Regions from separate parts of the Homo sapiens genome. Here region 2 is linked to region 1. A link is a contact called in ENCODE Hi-C or POLR2A ChIA-PET data. All regions are on one chromosome and are shown on one strand. Each heading gives the region's core, a stretch centred on a gene start or an enhancer-like site at or near the end of the contact. The rest is flanking DNA. Distances are from core to core; before and after follow the strand shown. Region 1 has its middle 150 kb from the start of TMEM200A. Region 2 holds the start of EPB41L2 (erythrocyte membrane protein band 4.1 like 2).

Region 1 (4,515 bases), core at 1,256-3,755:
TAGTGGTCAAGACTTCATCCTTTCAAGAAGTCACCTGGGATTAAATCCTAGCTCTGCTTTATTAACTTGATTATTTATGCAAGTTCATCTGTACCTTATTTTCTTACCTATAAAATGAAGAAGACAACCTATCTCACAGGTTTGTTGGAAGTAACAAGTGAGACAATAAAGGTTAGGTGTTTTATAGGCAATTTATAGACCTCATTTATTTTTTAATTTATAAGATTTCAACACCTTTTTGTAGGCCCTCAAAGTAGGACAAAATGGCTTTTATTTATTTATTTATTTTTGAGACAGAGTTTCATTCTGTCACCCAGCCTGGAGTGCAATAGTGCGATCTCGGCTCACTGCAACCGCTGCCCCGCTGGGTTCAAGCGATTCTCCTGCCTCAGCCTCCCAAGTAGCTGGGATTACAGGCATGCACCACCACGCCCAGCTACTTTTTGTATTTTCAGTAGAGATGGGGTTTCACCATGTTGGCTAGACTGGTCTCCAACTCCTGACCTCAAGTGATCCACTTGCCTTGGCCTCCCAAAGTGTGGGATTACAGGCGTGAGCCACCATGCCAGGCCAAAAATGGCTTTTAAATTTCAGTTGTCTTTAATACACATTGCTGGAAATTCTGTCTCATTTTTCTCTACTCATCAGTAGGAACCCTGAGTTGATACAGAGCTGGCTGTTAAAGTGGTGTTAACAGTATCGACATTGGTCTGGGCTCTGTAGCTTTAAAATAAAGAAACCAATTAGTACCTTAAGAAAATAAGATGGTCAAGAGTTTCTATATATGGTAAAATTTGTCATGGAAGTTCTAACTGGGGAATCACATTTGCTATTAATACTCTCCACCACCGCATCATAAAGATCAAAGTGCTTCCCTTCCTTGGATTGCGTAGGTGGCACTCCCACTGTCGGGTTTTATAAGACACACACTGTCAGCTGTGTGAGGTACAATGGCTATTTTCCTAGGGAAAGGAAATCTCAAGGACCAGCTGCATAAACACAAGAATGTATAGATATTTAATTCAACTTATGGCCTCCAAAACCATTAGATTCTTATAGCTGTACCTCTGTTTCATGTTACAGCTAAGTAGCTCACTCTATAGCCCATCCATGGAGACATTCTATTCTTTCTCATTAAGCACCAGGTAAGCCATCTATATTCCAATTGGAAAGCGCTTCTCTGCAGATGTTTTAAACATGATCTGCCAGGTCTGTCCTTTCCAGAGGCCCATTTGTGCCCTCTCTAGCTATAGATACCTACCCAGAGAGGTCCCCTAAAATGGAGTACTTCCTTGTTTTGTAAAAACCTTCCTCTTTTCCATCATCCTTCCTGCCCTCACTATCTCAAAATAGCAACTTTTACAAGCCAATCCATGTTAATTCATTTTTAAGGATGAGGAAACTGAACCCCAGAGCGTTTGTGAATATTGCACCACTTCTCATGGTCCCTGAGTCAGTACTCCATGCTTTTGCCACAACCCCGTACTGACTAGTTATCTGACAGTCTTTCATGAGGTCTGAAACATGTCTGAAACTTTTGCTTGTGTTAATATGAGAAGTCAACATTCACACTATAACTAGAATAAAGGGTGACTAGCCCTACGAGAGATTAAGATATTAATTATAAAACTACAGAAATCATGACAGCATGGTATTAGGGCAGGGATAAACAAATAAATAGAATTAATTAAATCAAGGAACAGAATTACATAGATATCACATTACAGAGCAGTGGGGAAATGAATCAAGAAATAGTCCTGGAAAAATTGGGTTCTATCTCAATAGGATGTATTAACTTAATAGGAGGTAAATAACTTGGAGTCCTACTCCAGCCAATGTTCACAAATGAATTCCAGGTGGACCAAAGGCAGAAATATGGAAAGTAAACATTTTATATTTATAGATGTCAGAGAATACTTCTGTTACCTTAACATGGAAAATGGGTTCTTAAAAATACCCAAATATAAAGACAAATAAATATTAAAATTTAAAACTTCTTCACAACAAAAGACAACATAGACAGCTCAAAGGCAAAGCATAAATTGGCAGAGGGTATTTTCACACATTAGGCCCCACAAAGGAGTAATTACCAGACCATAAACTCTTTAAAATTTCTAAAACTCAATATGAAATAAATGTAAGTAACCCACTAAAAATGAGCAGCAAATACCAGTGGCCAATTCAAAAAAGAAGAAAACACTAAAGGCCAATAAATGTGAAAAGTTGGTTATCCTTTCTGTTGTCAACTCCAAAACAGCCAATCCTTCAAGGTGGATCCTGAGCGACTAATTGGGCTTAAATTCAAAATGCAGCCAAGTATCCATTTGCTGACTAGAGACCACACACATATCCTGCATTCTCAGAAAAACCACAGGCTAGGGGAACTTTGGGACTCTCATAGCTATCTGTTCCTGTTTACACTGCCTCAATCAACACTGCCAGAAAGTTCCTGGACCTAACCACTAGATTCTGGCACCTGGACCTAACCACTAGACTGTAACCTGTGATAAATCTTAACATCAACCAATCAGAACAAATAATCAGCCACCCCTTATTTGCACAGCAGACAAGCGGAAACCTGGGTGACAACTTTCTCTATAAAAAGCAACTTCTGTCTTTGTTCTGGCGGAGTGTACCTCTGTTTTGTACTGAAGGCTGCATCTCCCTGGTTTGCAAACTGCTTGCTGCAACAAAGTCTCTTTAATTTAAAACATTTTTGTTTCCTTTTCAGTGGATTTGTTAACACTATTAACTAAGGAAATGAAAACTAAAATCACAATAAGATGTAATCTCACACCCTTCAGATTGCTAAAAATGTCAGTCTGACAATTCCAAGACTTGGCAGAGATGTAGATCAACAGGATCTCTTACACACTGCAAGTGGGAATCTATATTGGCATAACCAACTTTGGACAGTAGTTTGGCAATATTTAGCTAAGTTGAAGATGCATATATCTTCAACTTGGCAATTACATTCTTAATACTATACCCTGGAGAAATTGTTGCACATATGTACAAGGAAACATACACAAATGTTTATGGCAGGATTGTTTGTATGGAAAAAGTAGCAGACTACCTATAAAAGACTATTAATAGAAGATCAGGTGATTACATTGTGAATCTTCATGGACCTGAATGTTGTACAGCAATGAAAAGGAATGAATAAGCTAGAAGTAATTAAATCAACCTAAATAAATCCCCTAAACATAATGCAGAATGTAAAAAAGAGCAGTTGTCGAAATACATAATAGCATGTTATATAGGGTTTAAAGCATATAAAATAATATAATGTTTTTTGATACGTACATATGTAATTATAAAGAAATCAAAAAGAAATATACTGAAACATTAAATATTAAATTAAAGTTAATTTGGTGGGAAATGGTATGGGATCTTGGAATGTTACACAGGTGCTAGTCTCGTTAGTGCTGGTAGCACTTCTCAAACAGAATCTTGAGTATATCTGGAATGTATCATCATAACTTTTCTAATTAGAGGGAAGACATACGAGCATGAATAACTTTTACTGGGTACATCACAAGTACTTGGTAATGTGCTACCTGTTTTTACATTTATCATTTCATTCAATGCTCACAGCTGTTCCTCTTCTAATTTCATGGTTTACAAGGAAAACATTTTATTTACATTCTAATATACATTCCACATTATTAGTGGAATCAATGTACTGGACAATCAGAGTTATAGATTCCAGTGTAGCCCCTGACACTGACTAGCTCTATGGCCTGAAGCAACTTACTTAATCTCTTTGGACCTCTGCTTCCTCATTTATAAAATGAGAGGGTTGAACTAGATGAATACTTAGACTCCTTCCATGATTGTTCCCTGAGTTAGGTTATTGATCTTAATAATTTATTAAGAATATTTTATTAAAATAATTAACCAAAGCAGAAATTATAGGAAACTTTCAGATGGGAGTAGTAACTTGCAGTTATCAAGGAACTGGCCTGAATATTACAATGAACATATAATCTGATAAAATACGCCTATTGTAAAAAATGTTTTAAAAAGACTTTTCTTAAATATAGGGTAGAAAATCTACTCCTACATGAACTGACCCAGATTCTAATTAGGCAGATTTTGCTGTGTCAGATTCTTTTTACTGCACTGCATTGTGCTATAAAACCGAATTAATTGGTACTATACTTTGAGAATTGGTCTCTATGGTTAGCCTATCTATTTTAAATAGAAATGGAATCGAAAAAGACTCTGTTAACATGACCCGATCACCACAATCAAGAAATCTCCACATAACGTTCTTAAAAAAACAGCTAACTAGTCTCTCCCTGAAGTTATTTCTTGTTGCATTTTTTCATTTCCGTTCCTTTTATAGGTATGCAATTTTATGACACAGTTATAGGATGTATAAATGTGTAGCTCTACAGAAATATTCATGAGGGATATGTCAGTCCGTCTATAGAATCTTACTAATTGTCTAGAAACAAAATGCCCCTGTCCTGGATACCAAGGGAAAAGTATTGACAAATTCTTGCTCAA
Region 2 (4,515 bases), core at 664-3,163, 550 kb before region 1:
TTCTTCACTTCCTTATAGCTTCTGGGACTTGATTTTTCTGCCCTCAGTTCCTGCTAGGTCCTCACTGAATCTGTTCCATTCCATTAAAATGCCAGGGCTATGTAAGGCTGTGTCCAAAAACAGAGTTCAATTCTTCTTTCACACAATAGCCTTTATACATTTGACAACCTTTTTATCACCTTTAATCATCTCTTTAGGCTAAATCTTGCTGGTTCCCACATTTTCAAGGTCACCCATTTATGGTTATAATTTAGCTTATCAATATTTTCTTTTGGAGGGAAAAATTTCTTCTTAAGAGGTGGCATATAGGAGTGATTCATGTACTTCAACGCAGAGTATAGTAAGCATATCCTTTCTTATGAGAAGGGCATTATATTTTATTAACTATGCCTATATTTATGTTATTTTGCACTAGCATTTTAAAGGGGGCTCCATCAGGGTGGTTCAATGTTTTATGGGCCCAAAAGCTTATATGACTTTAGGGACTCTTTAAAAAACACAAAATGAAATACAAAATTATAAAGTTAGTTTCAAGGCTTGTGAAAATGAGAGATCCCGAAGTTTGTTTCATTAGTTTCGTTGTAAATCTGCTGCATATTTCTTATTATGAGAAAATAATAGTATTTTCTCATTAAATTCCCAGGTCTCCTTTACCAGAATTGCTGTCTAATCAGATTTCTGCTCTGTTTTAGCACACCTTATAAAATTTAACTTGTATACTTAGCATATGGGATTGTGATTAAATTAATACATGTAAGGGACTTAGAACAATGCCTAGCACATAAAGCACACAATCAACCTTAACTATTATTATTTGTATTATTTACTAGAAGGACCTTGGCAAATAATTTATCTTCCCAAATCTTTTTGATGTAATGGAGCTCAAACGTGCCTGCCTTTTTCATAGGGTGATTGTGAGGATCAAATGATGATAAAATATGTGAATGTATTTTGTTAACTGGAAGGTATTGTTACTGAGGTTTCATTTGACATTGTTAATTTTGGAAAAGGTTCTGTTTAGGAAAGAAAGGGAGACGACTTTGGCTGTGGTGGAATCACTAAAGACCTCAATAAAAGTGGGAGGAGTAAAAGGGATAAGAGGTGCGTGTGAGGCAGATGCTGGAGGCAGTGAGCTGGACACGTTGTTTGACACCAGCTTGACGTGCAAACCTTCAAAAGATGAAATATATTGAATCTGAAACATATTGACCTCATTGTACAAAAGAAAAGAACCAGAAGGGTAGCGTGTGTGTGCTTGTGGCTTTCCACAATTTAGCCCCAAACTAGGTTTTTTCCAGACTCTTCTTCACCCGTGGTCATGCTCTGCAATCCAGATTCCCAGGCCTCTGCCCAGAGAAATCCTACTTACTCTGGGGAGGCCTTTCCTCCACGGGGTTTCCCCAACCCCTCCTGTCCCTCCCACAGGAAGAATAAATGGTTCCTTTTCAATGCCCTTCCTGTGAAAGCACTTTTTCCACTCTAGACTGAGGGAGACCCAGTTTTCCTTATTCTGCATCTCCAGGCTCTGCTCCAGTGTTTACCTCTAGGAAGGCGCTCAGTGAAGGTTTAGTCAGCAAATGCACTTTGAATAAATAACTTTTAAAAGTTGAGAGGACATTTAAGGCCGGGAATCGCAGTTGAGAACGCCTTGCCCAGGCGCATTAGCTGTCATCCGGGCTGCCCTGAGGGCGAAAGACGTCCTCCACCCCCGGGTCTCCGCGGCCGCGCTTGCCGAATCCCGCGGGAAAGGTCCCCCGCCCGCGCAGGGGCGGGGCCTGGGCGTCGGGGGCGGGACCGCCCGCGGGGGTTTCCGCGCCGGGGGCTCGTCCGGCGGGGTCGCGGGAGGGGCTTCCGCCGCGAGGGGGCGGGGCCGGCCCTCAGAGTCCTCTGACGGCCCCAGTCAGGGAATTTCAATTTGAAACCTAGCGGAGGGAGGAGGCAGGCGCGGCTGCCGGCGGCTGGGACTGAAGAGGGACGGGTCCCGCGGCGAGCGAGCTCCTGAGGTACGGCGTCGGGGTAAGGAGGCGTGCGGGGCTGCACGGGCCGGGCGACTGGTCAGTGTGGGGTTGCAGGGGCGGCTCAGATTTTTCCTCTGGCTGCAGCTGGGAAGCTGATTCCGGGCAGGAAGCGGTGGCGGGACGGTCCCACCGGGATGGGGGGCGGGGAGAGGGGGCCCGGCTTTGGGATTTTCTGCGGCTCCCTCTCTCCTTTCCTTCCCGGTCTCTGCCCGACCCGATTCTTGCCCGGGGGTCCGGGTCCTGTTGCTCCGGGCCGGATCCCGGCTTCGCTGCTCCCCGCGGTCCCCCTCTTCCCTCTTCCGGGGGACCGGGGCCGCGTCCCGGCGGAGCCAGGAAAGGCGGGGGCACGGGGAGGACGCCGTCCCCCCCGGGGTGCCGTGGGCTCAGGTCACGCGTCCGGGCCCCGTGGAGCAACAGCGGGAAAAATCCGGCTCCATCCCCCCCGCGGGGAGGGGGTCGGCCGCGGCGTCGCCCTTCAGGAGGAAGGTTTTAGGAGGGGAAGCGCGGGCCGGCCGCGCGCGTGGGGACTGCGGGAAGCCGGGCGAGGGCGGCGCGCCAGCCCCACGCGCGGTGCGGGTCGGGCCCGCTGTAGGCTCGCGTCCGCGCCCCCAGCTGCCGCCTGCGCCGTCTGGGAGCTGCGGAGAGGGACGCGTGTTTCGTGCTCCGATCCTTACAATTCCCACACCCAGGCCATCTCACCACAGATGGCTTGTTTTTTCTCCTCCTGCGCCTGGGGGCCGAGGGTTGGGAGCATTTTTAGGTGAGCAGCGGGGAAGGGCGAGGAGAACCTAAAGGAGCGCGACAGGGTTGAAGTCGGCGTCTGGGGACGCCATCCCCAGGCGCAGACGCTGCCCCCAGCAGCCTGAGGTCTGTGGTGGGACATCAGTTATGCTTCTCTAGATCGCTCACCTCCCCTGAGGTCAAGTTTTTTTTTTTATATATATGTATAAATAAAATGAGGTTTGGTGAGAAGAACTACTGCCTAGAGTCTATTATTTTGGGGAGGGGTCTGCGTATGGAGCCCTCCCTACGGACCCGGGTAGTCTTTCATTGAATTGCCCCATCAACACCACAGCTGCCCTTAATTTTAAGATCCCTGGGTGGATGGGAGAGAAGGTGGAATCTAGAGGAGCTGTGGCTATATTTTCGCTTTTCTGAATCACATCTTTCCCCAGTTTCTTGAACTTCTTGCCTCTGAAATGGCATGTGTGTGCCAGGCGTCTTGTTCCTCTTGTTACTGTTATTTAAGCTGTTTTAAAAAAACGACTTTCGCGGTTTTCCCCTCAGTTTTTCAGTCTTTATTTCCTCCCCCACCCTACGTTTTTATTGTTTTTTTCAACGGAATACATTATTTATCTGGTCTCTTTATAACGCTGTTGAGAATTAGCATTTCAGTTGGTGTTCTGTCAGATTTCACCTTGGACTTAGCAGTTGAGGGAAACTGAGTCAGTTTCTATGCTGCAGGGGCTAGGATTTAGAATTCTCAAGCTTTGAACAGGTTTCAGTGGGGGAACGAATAGTGCTTAATCCTATTCAGTTTCCCTTTGCAGGCTCATTGCTGTGAGAAATCACTGGGTGGCTGTTGCAGCCACTGATGGGGGCTGCATTGCAATGCAATCTTGAATTGTGATAAGGGCCAACTGGCTCCATCCGTTAGGCTGTGAGTTTGACACAACTTTTGAAGAGCTATGCTGTGTCACCTGTCAGAGCTCGAGTGGTCATTCTTTTAATTCAATTTAAGAACCACCATCAAACTTCAGATATCTATTCTTTGGAGGTTATTGGAGAACTGTACAAGTGGTAATGGCTTGGAACAATGGTGTGGATTTAGCGCTAATTTAATCCTATCCTGTCTTCCTCACTTCTTGGGCAGAATTCCCACTGAAGTCAGTAGTGGTCTTGTGTGCAGACAGACTGCCGAGAACAAGAGGCTGCTCATTTAGAGTAACGGGAAGGGACGGTTTCTTTCCTTTTAAAACATCCCTCTGTAAGAAAGACTTAGTCATAACAGTTCTTTAATCTTTAACCACTAGTCCAAGTAGTTGAGAGCACTTTTTGCAAAAACCTTCGAAAGAAAATTCGTGGATGAATTGAGCCACGTCCCTCGAACTCTTCATATATCTACGTTGCATGGTGATCCTTAAAAAAGATTAAAAGTGATTTTAAAAAATCAGTTAAAGCTATAATTTCAGTAAAATTTTTCCTAACTTTTGTAAAAAATGTAAACTGCCAGGGAGCATTTTGTAGCAACTAAGTGTGTATATTTCAAATCTGAAATTTAAGTCCAAGTAGAAAGAAGCAAATTTAATTTAGGGGATGAATCTGAAGAGAGGCCACCAAAAAAATAACCATCTAAATATAAAAGAAGGAAGTTCAGATATCTCTTGCTGTTTTTCAGGAGATAGCTTTAGGGCAGTTTGCTCACTTTCATACCTGTTCTTAACGATTTACTGACTGCCTGGGTCCATCATTAGATAATGCTAGCACTTGGAGGTTT

Evidence for each region. A loop is a pair of places that touch in the nucleus more often than their neighbours do. ChIA-PET counts read pairs that join two places held with the same protein, here RNA polymerase II (POLR2A). Pooled maps may share reads with other maps.
Region 2: a pooled map shows a loop between it and region 1 (6-fold over the local background). The contact joins the promoter of EPB41L2 here to the enhancer-like site in region 1. A Hi-C loop is called at or near these places in 1 of 37 single-sample maps with no recorded cell type and 8 of 50 pooled maps. POLR2A ChIA-PET finds 5 or more read pairs at or near these places in 1 of 52 experiments (activated T-cell).

The regions. Positions count from the first base shown.
Region 1 is chr6:130,511,886-130,516,400 of GRCh38, reverse strand. No RefSeq gene overlaps it. Among named protein-coding and RNA genes, the nearest start is that of TMEM200A, 150 kb to the right of the region's middle. RefSeq lists an enhancer at 2,265-2,414. Within about 2 kb of position 2,505, at least 8 of the 41 ENCODE cell types and tissues checked have a DNase peak (open chromatin) inside an H3K27ac peak, as active enhancers do.
Region 2 is chr6:131,060,643-131,065,157 of GRCh38, reverse strand. It overlaps EPB41L2 (erythrocyte membrane protein band 4.1 like 2), which reads left to right and starts at 1,913. Exons shown (of 20, transcript NM_001431.4): 1 at 1,913-2,003. LOC105378004 (a long non-coding RNA gene) reads right to left here and starts at 1,755. Exons shown (of 3, transcript XR_942993.3): 1 at 1,542-1,755. RefSeq lists silencers at 1,677-2,016, 2,357-2,456.